2 separate regions of the Homo sapiens genome follow, and region 1 is linked to region 2. The links are chromatin loops, found by intact Hi-C in ENCODE. Cell type or tissue: MCF 10A. All regions are shown on one strand. Each heading gives the region's core, and the rest is flanking DNA. Links, peaks and the distances in the headings are about the cores only.

What was found. A loop is a pair of places that touch in the nucleus more often than their neighbours do. Peaks named below come from ENCODE experiments on the same cell type or tissue, not always from the same donor. Only the 100,000 strongest peaks of a DNase experiment are listed, where the experiment ranks them.
Region 1: it touches region 2 in a loop (11-fold over the local background); 6 of 110 quality-filtered maps call a loop at or near these places.

The regions. Positions count from the first base shown.
Region 1 is chr1:172,834,250-172,842,272 of GRCh38, forward strand. It overlaps LOC105371618 (a long non-coding RNA gene), which reads right to left and starts at 1,805. Exons shown (of 3, transcript XR_007066734.1): 1 at 1,738-1,805; 2 at 1,002-1,128. In MCF 10A, for the core only: no CTCF peak of the experiment used is centred there; DNase peaks (open chromatin) are centred at 3,732 and 4,292.
Region 2 is chr1:173,000,283-173,008,305 of GRCh38, forward strand. No RefSeq gene overlaps it. Among named protein-coding and RNA genes, the nearest start is that of TNFSF18, 47 kb to the right of the region's middle. In MCF 10A, for the core only: no CTCF peak of the experiment used is centred there; a DNase peak (open chromatin) is centred at 3,079.

The sequences.
Region 1 (8,023 bases), core at 3,100-5,599, 160 kb before region 2:
CAAAGTGTATTTTTTTAACACCAAAATTTCTGTTTTAAGTCAGAATGTCTCAAACATATCTTCCATATTTGGTGAAAAATTGTTTTTCTTTTTCTACCTGATGGGGTAATAGAGAGACAGGTTTGCTTTATTTGCATATAGTATTTTTAGGGATTGTTGTTGAATAATAATCATAATAATGATTACCATTTTTTGAGTTCCTACATTGTACTATGAACTGCTTTGTACTTTACATACATTTGGGTTTTTTTCCTAATCATTAAAATAACCTTGAAAACTTAGGATTTTGTGTTGGTCAGGACATGTTCAACTAAGTTGCAGAAACAAAGAACTGCCAAAATTTCAGTGTTTTAGCAAAACAAATGTTGATCACCCTGTCATACAAGTCCAATGCTGGTCAGCAAAGATTCTTCATCTTACAAAACCATTATCTTAATTTGGGTCTGGGTCTTAATTTATAAAGGCGACTGAGTGATAACATGGAATGGTCAATGCCATTGGAAGAAAAGCTTATAGTTCCCCAGGTCCTCGAAGTACAGGGCACCACATAGGACCACGTGGGGAAGCACAGTCAGTCAGGAGGCAGAAGCAGGCACGAGGGGAAGGCCTGGCCCAGAGGCTTCCTCATGTTTTCTCATGGAAAGGCAAAGCAGGGCAGGCGAAGCAGCTTAGGATTGGATGATTGGAATAATGTTGGGGTGCTCTGGGCTACTAGAGGTGGGTTCTGGGCCCTAGTTTTCTGGCACCCAGCCCTGGGTGATTTAGGGCAGGGGAAATAGTGGCTCGGTATGTGAGAGTTAGATAAAGAGAGCAGTAGGAGGTATGGACTCAGAATTGTTTTGTTTGTGATTTGATTTTTATGCGGTGGTAAAAGCTGGATTGCAGGGGAGATGTAAACAGCTTTGGCCATGAGTTGGCCTGTGATTGATGGATGTCACACAGAAAAATACAGAATCTAAGAAAATACAGAAAACATCTAAACACATGGCCTCTGAGCTTACCATAGCAGAAGGAGAGAGAGTTGGAGCTCCCAATGGGATGTTTTTAGGAATTAAATCTCCCTCTTCATAGCCCAGTTCTCCTGGCTCCAAGCTCACTGCAAGGAAGGCTGAGAAATGTAGTGTTTTTCTTGTCCAGGAAAAGGAAAATGAGATGAGATTTGGTGAACACATGCTATGTTGTCTCTGCCACACTATAATTACCTCCAACTTATAAAAGAGTAAATTGTGGTTCTGATTGATTGTGACTTATCCAAAGTACTCATTTTTCAAATGGCAGAGCCAGGGCTTGAATCCAGGCATTCCAAAGTGTTCTTCTTTCCCTGTGTCACAGGACCTTTGAATTGAATACAATAATCCTGACCATATAGATAAAATAGGCTGACATCATATTTTATGGGTTCATAATTGAGAAGGAACTCCGGATTATTATTAATGTGAAGGCCATTAGACAGTTGAGCTAAGACCTTAGGATCCAGTGTGTTCAGATTAAGGTCTGACATTCAGAGCACTGAATACAAAGTAAAGTGTCTGACTTTTCAGTTACATTATCAAAAGTTGAAGATCAATAGCCAGGGGGTTTAAAACAGCTGGGTAAATAACAGTTAACAAAATTTTTAAATTTTTCTCTGAAGAGAGGTATAAAGAGCACAGTCTTATCCCTAGCGGGTACTTTTTGGTGGTGAGAGTCTGAACCACCATCCTCAGGGTCACCACCTCACATTCTTGCCAGTACTACCTTGATAACACAATGGGGAGTCACCTTCAGCTGAGCTGATGGTAAGATCAGGGAAGGTACAGTCCAACACAAGCGGTGCAGAAAGTCCCCAGTTTTTACCACAGTGAGTTCCTGGAAGCTATGTCACAAAGCAGACCATTATGAAGTGGATCATATTTTGCCAAACAAATAATGCCATACATTGGGTGAGGGATGTGCTACTGATCAAGAACTAATTCTCAATTAAGTCAAACATATAAGCAGATGATTTTTGAAAACAAGAGTATATAAACTATACAATTCTATTATAACTTTAAAACAGTAATGCCAGCCTCTAGATTTTATTAAATGGACACAAACATAGAGTTCACATTGAATCTGAATAGAATTTCAATAGAATATGTCTATAGTGCATACATCTCTACTGTTCTTTAAACATGACTGCTATTAATAATTTTATTTGCAACTTTAGAATGTAAAGTTTTGTTGATATTATCCAGATGGATCATGTCTCTTTAAGAAAATAAGAAATATAGTCTTTCTCTTGTCTTCTTCTGCCTGAGGAGGTCTGAGGTGAAATATATATATATTCATAGCTCTGTGAAGTTCCTAATATTAAGTATGCATTTTCAGAATCATTCTATGGATTTATTGAGTAGAGAGAGAGGTATACTTGGAAAATGTGCACCTGTCCACAATAGGGTCATCTGTCTACAACAAGGATTTTCTACAATAGGGAAATGGCAAGGATTGACTCTGGACTTAAAGCCAGCTCAAAAAAGATGAATAAATTCCTCCCTTAGCCTTTGCATCAATATATATGAGATGGATCTTGTTTCAATTATTGGGTCTAATTTCCTTCATAAGTCATAAAAAATGTTTCACTAACTCAAATATTTCTACAGTAAAACCATCTGCTAATAATTCAGCAATTCCACCCCTAGATATACACATAAGAGAAATGAAAGTTGTGTTCTTCAAAAAATCTGTTAGCATTACTCATAACAGCCAAACAGTGTAAGCAACCCAAATGTCCATCAATGATAAATGAATAAATAAAATGTACTATATCCATATAATGGATTATTATTTGGCCATAGAAGAAATGAAGTACTGATGCATGTTCAACACAAATGGGCCTTAGAAACATCATGCCAGCTGAAGGAAACCAGTCACAAAGGACTAAATATTGTGTGGTTCTATTTATATGAAAAGTCCAGAACAGGCAAATCTATAGAGACAGAAAGTAGGTGAGTGGTTGTCAGGGACTGGGAGATAGGGTGGGTGGAGGTTGAAATTAAGGCTATGAGATACGGGATTTCTTTCTGAGGTGACGAAAATGCTCTAAAATTTATTGGAATGACGGTTGCACAAGTTGGTGAGCCACTGAATTGTACACTTTGAATAACTAAATGTATGGTATGTGAATTATATGTCAATAAAGCTGTTAAAACAACAACAGTTCCATCTGCTAGACAGCTAGCTCACCACCTCAAGAAGCAGTGAAAAACTTCTTTTCACATTATATGTCCTGATTTGGGGACCAAAAATGTGGGATTTTCAATAGCATTCCTGATATTCTGGTGTGAAGGAAGGAAAATATATAAATTACATAGCTTCAGCTCATACAGAGTTTAAAATATTGTTGAAGAGGTGAGAATTACATCAAGGAACACTTAGAGAACACACTCCCACTTGCAATCATCCTTATGACTTTTTTTGGCTGTGGTTTTTAGGTCAGATTATTATTATTTTTGTCCAAAATGATGCATTTTTGATATATTCATTCCATAGATATCTATAAGCACCTGCTGCACTTCAGATACCATGCTTATAAAGGAGGACTGCTGTTTCATCTTCTGTCTCTCCTCAAAATGTCATAGTCCAGCGGAATAATGGAATAAATGCCGAGGCTATCTCTTCTAGAAGCATCACGGATGCTGGAAAGAGCTCTGTGATGAGGCTCAGGAGGCCTGACTAGTCTGGGCCTGACTACCCATTGCCTCTGTTTTCTTGGACAAGTCATTTATTTCTGAATCATAGTTTGCTTTCTTTGTAAAATGAGGGGGCTGGTTTCTCTCATGTTCTTTTCAACTCTGTATACTACTTAGGTTGCATAAGAGGTTGATATTGGTCATTTGAGAAAGCGTTTTCCCTTTTCTGTTGCTTTTAAGGAAAGAAAATGAATGCATTTAAAAAGAGAAACTCTTTCTATAATTTGTTACACAAATAATGTGCATTTGCCATGATGATCTGAAACCCCAAGGTTTTATGGTAAGCAGTTATTACCTTACCTCTTACTTGAATATGTGTGAGTAAATTGCATGTAGAGTTGAATAGTGCTGCTGGGAAGGCAACTTCTTTCTACTCCCAGAAGGTATTAGGATAGTGTCCTTTGCCTATTGTGCTACATTTATTTATAATTTTAGGAAGAAGAAAATTAATAATGAAACTTGAATAATCACCCATAATGTTACCGGTTTCCACATACGCCATTATTGAAGACTCATTTATTTATCTCTTGCCATCTGTTGGCATTTGATCAAAAACCAAAAGATGTAAAAATGAGTCATGGCTTACTCTCTCTCAGTACCCTTTACCTTTATGGCTGTGAGTGAGAGAGAAGGTGTGTCATACCCAAACCCACTGATAGCCAGTAACAGAGGAAATGAAGGGAACTCTTCAAAGCCCAAAGCAAGAATGTGCATTTGTTGTGGTAACTACCTTGGAAAATGAAAGTTTGATGTTGTTTTCTTGTGATAACTATTTTGATTCTCCAGCTATACTCTTAAAAGAGGAGGAAAAGCAGGGAGCAGGGGCATTTTTATAGGACATATTCCCAGAGATAATAAAAAGTCTACATATTCCGCATGCTCTTGGGAACATGGACTTCCGATGCCACTGGACAAAGTTACCTTTGTGTGTCTTTGAATGTACCTGCTGCAAAGGGGAAATCAGGCAGCCTTTCCTACTATAAGGGTGGCTGCTTTCCAACCAAGAACAGACAAGCCTTCTCTGCTGGAACTAGGATGAGGTAGCTATTTTAGGTGGGGGAACCCGTCCCACAGCAAATGTGAGTAGTAACACAAAAGCATTTTTAAAACTTTGAATCATAGATACCCAAATTTGGGAGGAAGCCTAGAACTCATCTAGTACAATCCTTAGTTTTACAGGCAAAGAGACACAGGAAGGTGACGTGACTTCTTCAGGGTCCCACAGCCATTCATAGAGAACAGCACCTTGATCTCTTGAAGCTAAATTTCATGTTTCTTACAGGGGGTTATTTAGAATAGATCAGATAATAGTTCCATATATATATATATATATATATATATATATGGTGGATGTTTTTAATTTTCAAATAATTTTCACATGTAGAGTAAGAAACTGGGTTGTTATTCTTAATTTTTCCTTCTACAATGGTGAGCACTATTGTACATAAGCATATTGTACATGATTGTTACTCAATATTTATCTCCTGGTTTACTCTGTAAAACAGTTAGGAAAAGAATTAACTACCCCCACTTGACCAATGTAGAAATTAAGGCAGAGGCTTGTCTGGGCCTACCAATTCTCTGTGCTTCAGTAGTTTCTCTGAAGACTAGAAATAATAGGATTATTATGGCTGCTCAGGTGCAGCAAAGAAAAATGACAACAAATCTCAGATTATTATGACAGATTAAAGGTGGCCACAAATTCTTCCCCTCTTTTCTCATCAACGGGGGTGTTTAGGTCAGGCCCAATGTCTCACGCCTGTAATCCCAACACTTTGGGAGGCCGAGGAAGGCAGATCACTTGAGACCAGGAGTTCAAGACCAGCCTGGCCAACATGGTGAAACCCCATCTCTACTAATAAATAAATAAATAAATAAATAAATAAATAAATAAATAAATAATTAGTTGGATGTGGTGGCACACCCCTGTAGTCCCAGCTATTCACGAGGCAGAGGTAGGAGGATTGCTTGGACCTGGGAGGCGGAGGTTGCAGTGAGCCAAGATTGCACCATGTGCACGTCCACGCCACAAAGCAAGACGCTGTCTCAAAAAAATAACCAAAAAAGAGCTGGTGTTTATTTGGTGTTTATTTCTCCTCTCTCCAAATCTGGGCTGGGCTGTGACTGCTTTTACAGATGAAGTAATATGGAAGGGATGGTGTGTTCGCTGTGGACCTAGCCTTTATGACGACTGGCAGCTTTTCCTTGGTCTCTTAGAGCCCTGAGCTTCCATGTAAGAAGACCAGCTACTCTGGAGACACCACATGGAGAGGGAGAGGAGGAAAGACTCAGTAGAGCCTAGCCTTCAGCCGTCACCACCAAGGTGCCTGACATGGGAATGAGGGCATCTTAGACCTGCCTATCAGTCTGGCTGAAGATCACCAAGTAAATGCTGTGCAAAACAGACAAATGGTCCATCCCAGCTCTGCTCAGACTCCTACATGACATAACTGTGAGCTATAATGAAAATGCCTTTTGTTTCAGCCACTAATATTAGGGATAGTTAATTATGCTGGGACAGATAACCCTAGCAGTTGTTATAAGAAGTAAATGCGTTTATACATAAAAGCATTTAGAACAGGACCTAATGAATAAATATTAGCATTTCCTCCCCTTCTCTCTATCCCCCTTCTCCTCCTCTCCCTCCTCTTCCCCTCCTCCTCCGTCTTATATATATATAGTCTCCTCCTCCTCCTCTTCATATATATATATATATTTTGTTGTTGTTGTTGTTGTTTGTTTTGTTTTTTTTTGTTTTTGTTTTTGTTTTTTGATGGAGTCTCACTCTGTCGCCCAGGCTGGAGTGCAGTGGCATGATCTCGGCTCACTGCAAGCTCCGCCTCCCGGGTTCACACCATTCTCCTGCCTCAGCCTCTTTAGCAGCTGGGACTACAGGCCCCTGCCACCACGCCCAGCTAATTTTTTTTTTTGTATTTTTAGTAGAGACAGGGTTTCACCGTGTTAGCCAGGATGGTCTCGATCTCCTGACCTCGTGATCCACCCGCCTCGGCCTCCCAAAGTGCTGGGATTACAGGCGTGAGCCACCGCGCCCAGCCTATATATTCTTTTTTAATAGCTTGTAAAATAAGTCAAGAAAATTCTGAAGCTCTAGGTCTCCAACATTCATTTTACGTTTTTGTTCCATGACACTGTGCTGCACAGTCTAGAAAGCATAAGTGAGACTGCTGTGTTTCCTGGCTTTCTACTTTCTTTTAAGGCATGTTCAACCTGAGGCAGCCATGAGCCACTTTGGCACATGAGAATTCAATTTGGCATTTTATTTATACATTTCTACTCTTAATTCATTCATTATTCAAGAAATATTTATTGAGCACCAACTATATGCTAGGAACTGTGCTAGCTGCTGAGAAAACAGGAGTGAATAAGGCAGACCTTGTCTTCATGGAGTTTATAGTTTAGTGGGGACAATTTATTAATAAGTGAACAATTAACAATACTTCTGAGAAAAGTGCTACAGAAGAAATGAGTATGATGTGAGAGTGAACAACAGAGGGATGCGTTTCAGATAGGGAGGTCTGTGAAGCTGAGGAGCCTGCCATGGGAGGAGTCTGGGGAATGTTATGCCAGGCAGAGGGGAGCAAGTGAGAAGTCCCAGAGGAGGGAAAGATCTGGAAGAAAAAAAGAAGCCAAAGTGTGTGGAGCCTAGTGTGAGGTGAGGTGGTAGAGCTGGGTAGAAGTCAGGTGATGCAGGGTTTTTTGTTCACTGGATCTTCGTAGGAAACTTGGGTTTTACTGTAGGTGAGATAGGAGATACTGAAGGGGTTTAAACAACAAGTGGCATATATTTTAGAAAGATCACCCAGGATGACACAGGGAGACTGGATTAACAAAGGGGGAAGGTGGGGAAGCAAGGAGGGCATTTAGGAAGCCATTGCACAAATCCAAGCAGAAGATGATGCTGGCTTCATCAGAGTGGAGGGAGTGGGTTTGAAGAGAAGTATGTGGGATGTGACTGATGGAATGTGACTGATGGGAACCAATGGCATAGGGATGGACATGCAGGTTCTGGACTTAGACTCCCTGGGCTCACCAAGCTCTAACGCTAGTTGTGGGATCTTTAGCAACTTACTGAACTTCATTATCCTCAATATGTCTGTCTGTAAGATCAGATAGAGGATATCTACTTATAGGGATATGATGAATACTAAAGTTAATACTTATAAAGCACTTTTAAAAGTCCATGGCAGAGTAAGCACTCAGTAAGCATTCTCTATTGTTAGATTTCGAAGGACTTGCTGATGAACTGAATTTGTGGGATGAGGGAAAAAATGGAGGAAAAGATTATGTCTTCC
Region 2 (8,023 bases), core at 1,998-4,497:
CTTTAGATTGTTTTGGGTAGTATGGACATTTTAACAATATTGATTATTTTCAATCCATGAATATGGAATACTTTTTCATGTTTTGGTGTCCCCTTCATTTCCTTTCATCAATGTTTTATAGTTTTCATTTTAGAGACGTTTTACTTCTTTGGCTAATTCCTAGGTATTTAATTTTATTTGTGACTACTGTAAATGAGATCACTTTTTAAATTTCTCTTTCAGAGTGTTCACTGTTGGCATATAGAAATACTACTGATTTTGGTATTTCACTTTTATATCCTGTAAATTTACTGAATTTATTAGTTCTAATAGTTTTTTGGCTGAGTCGAGGCTTTTCCAAATACAAGATCATATCATCTGTAAACAAAGGTAATTTGACTTATTCCTTTTCAATGTGGATGCCTTTTATTTCTTTCTCTTGTTTCATTGCTCTAGCTAAGACTTCCAGAACTATGTTGAATAACAATGGTGAAAGTTGTCAACCTTTCATGTTCCAGATCTAGAGGAAAGGCTTTCAGTTTTTCCCCATTTAGCATAATACTATCTATGGGTCTATAATATATAGCATTTATTATGTTTAGGTATGTTCCTTCTATCTCATTTTTTGAGGATTTTTATCATGAAGGGATGTTGAATTTTATCAAATGCTTTTTTCAGCATTAATTGAAATGATCATATGGTTTCTGTCCTTCATTCTGTAGATAAAATGTATCATATTGATTGATTTGCATATGTTGAACCATCCTTACATCCCTGGGATAAATTCCACTTGGTAATGATGAATGATCTTTTAATGTATTGTTGAATTCAGTTTGCTAGCATTTTGTTGTGGATTTTTGCATCGATATTTATCAGACATGTTGCCTTGTAGTTTTCTTTTTTTGATGTGTCTGTTTGGCTTTGGTATTAGGGTAATATTGGCCTCCTGGGATTAACTTGGAAGTATTCCCTCTTCCTCTATTTTTTGGAACAGTTTAAGGAGGATTGGTATTAATTCTTCTTTTAAATGTTTGTAAAATTCAGCAGTGAATCCATCAGGTCCTGGGCTTTTCTTTACTGGGAGATGTCTTATTATGGCCTTGATCTTGTTACTTGTTATTGGTCTGTTCAGGTTTTGGATTTCTTCATGATTGAATTTTAGTAGGTTATATGTGTATAGGAGTTTAACCATTTCTTCTAGATTTTCCAAATTTGCTTATAGTAGCCACTAATGATCCTTTGAATTTCTGTGTTTACAGTTGTTATGTCTCCTTTTACGTCTCTGATTTCATTTATTTGTGTCTTCTCTTTTTCTGAGTCTGACTAAAGATTTGCAAATTTTGTTTATCTTTTCAAGAAAACAACTTTTTGTTTTATTAATCTTTTGCATTGTTTTCTTCAATTAAATTCATTTATTTCTGCTCTGATTTTTATCATTTCTTTTCTTCTAGTAATATTTGGTTTGATTTGCTCTTGCTTTTCTAGTTCTTTAAGATACATTATTTGGTTGAAGATGTTCTTTTTTGATGCAGGCACTTATAGCTATGAACTTCCCTCTTAGTACTGCTTTAGCTGTATCCCATAGCTTTTGGTATGTTGTATTTCCATTATCATTTGCTTCAAGAAATCTATTAGGTCCATTTGTTCTATAGTGCAGATTGAATACAATTTTTGTTGTTATTGATTTTCTGTCTGGGAGATCTGTCCGATGCTGAAAGTAGAGTGTTGAAGTCTCCTGCTATTATTGTACTGGGGCCTATCTCTTTAGCTCTAATTTGATTTGGTTTTTATATCTGGATGCTCAAGTGTTGGGTTCAAATACATTTACATTCATTATATCCTCTTACTGAATTGACCCCTTTTTCATCATATAATGACCATCTCTGTCTCTTCTTATAGTTTTTTCTTTAAATCTATTTTGTCTAATATACACATGGCTACTCCTGCTATTCTTTGGTTTCCATTGGCATGGAATATATTTTTCTATCCCTTTACTTTCAGTCTATTTGTATCTTTATAACTGAAGTGTGTTTCTTATAGACAACAGATCATTGGGTCATTTTTAAAATTAATTCAGCCACTCTGTCTTTTGATTAGAGACTTAAATCCACTTAAATTTAATGTTATTATTGAGAATTAAGAACTTACTCCTGCCATTGTGCTATTTGTTTTTTCATTGTTTTGCAGTCTTCTCTTCCTTGTTTTATTCCTTCTTATCTGCTTTTTGGTGAAAGTGATTTTCTTTGGTGGTCTGCTTTAATTTCATGCTCTTTGTTTTTTGTGTAGCTGTTGTAGATTTTTTGATTTGAGGTTACCATGGGGCTTTCAAATAATATTTTATAGCTGATTATTTTAAACTGATGAAAACTTGACACTGATTGCATAAAAAACACACAAAATAACTCTTTAAAAACTGTATGCTTTTCTTTTTTTTTTTTTTTTTTTGAGATAGAGTCTTGCTCTGTCACCCAGGCTGGAGTCCAGCAATGCCATCTCGGCTCACTGCAGCCTCCATGATTCTCCTACCTTAGCCTCTCAAGTAGCTGGGATTACAGGCCTGGGCCACCATGTCCAACTAATTTTTGTATTTTCAGTAGAGACAGGGTTTCGCCATGTTGGCCAGGCTGGTCTCAAACTCCTGACCTCAAGTGATGCACCTGCCTTGGCCTCCCAAAGTGTTGAGATTACAGGTATGAGCCACTGCACTTGGTCCACAACTGTATACTTTGACTTTATTCCCTTGCTATTTAACTTTTAGTTCTCTTTATGTCTTATTGTACTGTCTATGTTTTGAAAAGTTGTCGTAGTTGTTATTTTTTATTGAGTCATCATTTAGTCTTTCTACTTAAGAGAAGTTTACACACCGTGAGTACTGTGTTATACTGTTCTGTATTTTTCTATGTGTTTACTATTATCAGCAAGTTGTATACCTTCAGATGATTTCTTCTTGCTCATTAAAGTCCTTTTCTTGGGCTGGGTGCAGTGGCTCACACCTAAAATCCCAGTACTTTGGGAGGCCAAGGCAGGCATATTGCCTGAGCTCAGGAGTTTTTGATCAGCCTGGGCAACATGATGAAATCCCATCTGTACTTGAGCCTGGGAGGTTGAGGCTGCTGTGAGTCATGATGGTGCCATTGCACTCCCCAGCCTGGTAACAGAGCAAGACGTCATCTGAAAAAAAAAAAAAAAAAAAAAAAAAAGGTCCTTTTATTTCAGAAGGAAGATCTCCCTTTAGCATTTCTTATAAGACAGAGTTGATGAAATCCCTCAGCTTTTGTTTGGCAAGGGTTTTATTTCTTCATGCTTAAAGGATATTTTCACCAGATATACTATTCTAGGGTAAAAGTTTTCTTTTTTTCCTTCAGCACTTCGTGCCACTCCCTCCTGGCCTTCTTTCCACTGAAAAGACTGCTGCCAGACATATTGGAGCGCCGTTCTATGTTGTTTCTTTTCTCTTGCTACTTTTAGTATCCTTTCTTTATCCTTGACCTTTCAGAGTTTGATTATTAAATGTCTTAAGGTAGTCTTCCTTGGGTTAAATCAGCTTGGTGTTCTACAACCTTCTTCTACTTGGATATTAATATACTTCTCTAGGTTTGAGAAGTTCTCTGATATTATCCCTTTAAATAAATTTTCTTACCCCTATGTGTTTCTCTAACTCTTCTTTAAGGCCAATAACTCTTTGATTTGCCATTTTTAAGCTATTTTCAAGATCTTGTAGGCAGGCTTCATCACTTTTTATTATTTTTTTCTTTTGTCCGTGACTATGTATTTTGAAATAGCCTATCTTCAAGCTCACTAATTCCTTCTTCTGCTTAATTTAATTCATTTGGTGAGGTCATGTTTTCCTAGTTGGTGTTAATGCTTGCAGATGTTCTTCAGTGTCTGGGCATTGAGGAGTTAGGTATTTATTATAGTCTTCACAGTCTGGGCTTATTTGTACCTATCGTTCTTGGGAAGGCTTTCTAGGTATTTGAAGGGACTTGAACCCCAAACTCAATAATGCTGTGCTTTTTCCAGACTCGTAGAGGTACCACCTTGGTTGTCTTGGATAAAATCTGGAATAATTATCTGGGTTACCAGGAGAGACCCTTGTTCTTTTCGCTTACTTTCTCCAAAACATATGAAGCCTCTCTCTCTGTGCTGAACCACCTGGAACTGGAGGTGTGATGAGGTAAGCACCCCTGTGGCCACCATCACTGGGACTGCATTGTGTCAGACCTGAAGACAACACAACACTGTCGCAAGGCCCTTCCCTTCAGTTCCCCCTAGTCCTGGGCATGTCCAGAGATGCTATCTAGAAGCCAGGAATTGGAGTCAAAAACCTTAGCAATTTACTTAATATTCTATTCTACTGCAGCTAAGTTGGCACTCATACCACAATACAAAGTCTTTCCTGCTCTTCCTTCCCTGTTCCACAGGCAGAGGAGCCTCTCCCTGTGGCTGCCACCAACACCAGTCCATGGTAGTGGGGGGAAGGTGGGGGAGTTTTCCTAGGCCACCACCAATGTTCTCTTAAAGCCCAAGGGCTCTCCCATCAGCTTATGGTGAGTGCTGCCAGGCCTAGGATTCACCTTTCAGGGCAGTGGGCTCCCTTCTGGCCCAGAGCAGGACCAGAAATGCTGTCCATAAACCTAGTCCTGCACTCAGGGACCCGAAGAGCCTGCTGTTGCTCTATCCTGCTGTGGCTAAACTGGTACCTAGGGCCCCAGAGCACTTCAGCTCACAATGGTGACGCTTGCCGAGAAACTCAATTCCAACCACTGGGATGGGCAATCCTCCTCTGGCTAGGGTTTGTCCAAATGCTCCTCCATGCATGGGTGCTGGCTTAGCCTAGCATGGCTTTATTATCTGCTGTGACAGGGCAATACTGAAGTCAATATAAAGTTCCCAATTTGCTGTGCTCTCCCTCCCCAAAATGCAGAGATTATCCATACCACACAGCTGCTGCTCGGGATGGGGGATGGGTGGCATTGGTGATTGAGGACCATCTCTCCTGCCCTCCTCAATGCCTCTTTCCACAATACAAAGTTAAAACGAGGTACTGTGATTGCTTCCTTGATTTTTGGTTCTTCTGACAGTGCTTTTCTGTGTGCAGATAGTTGTTATAGTCTGGTGTTCCAGCAGGGGGAACAAACAATGTAGGCTTTTATTTCAACATTTTGCTCTCTGCTCCATATGTTAATTTTGTGTCCTGCAACTTCACTGAATTCATTTATTAGTTCTAACAGTTTTTTGGAAGTCTTCAAGGTGTTCTTTTCTGAGATCATTTTGTCTGCAGAGACAATTTAATTTCTTTCTTTCTAATTTTGATGCCCTTCATTTCTTTCTCTTGCTAAACTGCTCTAGCTAGGACTTACATATGAAGTCAATGGACTACACTGACTAGAAGAGGTGAGAGTAGAGATCATTATCTTCTTCCTGATCTTAAAGGAAAAGCTTTCAACTTTTTACCAGTGACTGTAATGTTAGCTGTGAGTTTTTCATATATGGTTTTCATTGTGTTGTGGTACACTCCTTCTATACCTAATTTGTTAAGGGTTATTATTATTGAAAGATGTTGAATTTTGACAAATACTTTTTCTTCATCTATTGAAATGATCATATGTCTTTTGGCCTTCATAATGTTAATGTGGTATATAGCATTTATTGATTTCCATAAGTTGAAGTGTCCTTGCATCTCTGAGATAAATCCAACTTGATCATAGTATATGATTTTCTTAATGTGTTGTTGAATTAGGTTTGCTAATATTTTGTTGAGGATTTTTTACATCTATGTTCATCAGAAATACTGGTCTGTAATTTTCATTTCTTGTAGTGTAATTGCCTAGATTTCATATCAAGGTAATTCTGGCTTCATAAAATTAGTTTCAAAGTATTCCCTCCTCTTTGATTATCTTGGAAGAGTTTGAGGAGAATTTGTATTACCATTCTAAATGTTTGGTAGAATTCAGCAGTGAAACTTTCTGGTCCTGGGCTTTTCTATGATGGGAGTCTTTTTATTAATATTTCAATTTCCTCACTTGTGATTGTTCTGTTTAAATTTCCTATTTCTTTATTGTTCAGTCTTGGTAAATTCTATGTTTCTAGGAATTTATTTGTTTCCTCTAGGTTGTCCAGTATGTTGGTGTATGATTGTTTGTAGTAGTCTCTTTGATTTTTTGTGCTTCTGTGGTATCAGTTATAATGTCTCCTGATTTTATTTATGTCTTTCTGATTTTATGTCTTCTGATTTTATTTATGTCTTCTCTATTTTTTCTTAGTCTAAAGGTTTGTTGATTTTGTTAGTCTTTTCAAAAAACTTAGTTTCACTGATCTTTTGCATTGTTTTACTAGTCTCTGTTTTATTTATTTTTGTTCTGATGTTTATTGTTTCCTTTCTACTAGATTTGGGCTCAGATTTTTTTTTTTTTCTAATTCCTTGAGGTACAATGTTTGGCTGTTTATTTGAGATCTGTCTTCTTTTTTGATGTAGGCATTTATTGCTATAAACTTAACTCTTAAAACTGTTTTTGCTACATCTCATAAGTTTTGATATGTTGTGTTTCCATTTTCATTTGTTTCTAGATATCTTTTAATTGCCCTTTTAATTTCTTCTTGATCCATTGGTTGTTCATATTATTTAATTTCCATATATTTGTGAATGTTTCAAAATTCCTCTGTCATTGACTTCTAGTTTCATACCATGGTGGTTAAAAATATACTTGCTGTGATTTCAATGTCCTAAAAGTTATTACAACTTTTTTGCAGTTTAACATTATTATCCTGGAGAATATTGCATATGCATTTAAGAAGAATGTGTATTTTACTACTCTAAATGGAATGTTCTGTATGTGTTTGTTAGGCCCATTTGGTCTAGAGTGTAGAAGCCCAATGTTTCCTTATTGATTTTCTGCCTGGATGATCTATCTATTGTTGAAAGTAGGATATTGAAGTCCCCTACTATTATTGTATTGCATTTTATTGCAGTCTATATCTCCCTTCAGATCTATTAATATTTGCTTTATCTATTTAGGTATTCCTATGATGGGTGCATATATATACAACTGTTGTTCCTCTTGAAGGATTGACCTCTTTATCATTATATAATGACCTTCTTTGTCTCTTTTTACAGTTTTTGACTTAAAATCTATTTTATGTAAGTATTGCTACCCCTGCTTTTTAAATTTTCTATTTGCCTGGAATATCTTTTTCTATCTTTTCACTTCTAGCCTATATATATTTTTAAACATGAAGTGGGTCTCTTGTAGGCAGCATATAGTTGGTCTTGCTGCTGGTTTTCTTCTTTTAATCTGTTCAGCCACTCTGGTTTTTTATTAGAAAATTTAATACATTTACATTCAAGGTAATTATTGATAAGTGAGTCCTTACTATTGCCATTTTGTTCATTGTTTTCTTCTTGCTTTGTAGCTCCTTTGTTCTTTTTTTCCTCTTTTGCTGTCTTCCTTTGTTATTAGATGATTTTTCTCTAGTGGTATGCTTTGACTATTTTGCTATTGTGTATCTATTATGTTTTTGCCTTATGGTTATGAGGCTTAAATAAAATATCTTGTAGTTGTAACAGTCTCATTTAAGCTCATAGCAACTTTACTTCAATCACATTTAAAAACAATTTATATCTTGTTATACTGTTTATTCCTTAACAAATTATTACAGCTATCATTAATTTTAATAGCTTTGTCTTTTAATCTTTATACTAATGACATAAGTGATTTACGCACTTATACCTACTTACACCACCACTGCAGTATGAGAATAATCTGAATTTGGTTGTATACTTACTTTGATCCCTAAATTTTATATTTTCATATGTTTTATATTACTAAATAGCATGATTTCCTTTCAGTTTGAAGAATTTTCTTAGCATTTCTCATAAGGCATGTCTAGTGGTAATGAACTCTCACAGCTTTTGTTCTCTGGGAAAGTCCTTACCTCTGTTTCATTTCTAAAAGCCTTGCCTAGAATAGTACTCTTGGATGATGGGATTTTTTTTTTCAGTATTTTGACTATTTCATTCCACTCTCCCTTGGCCTGCAAGCTTTCT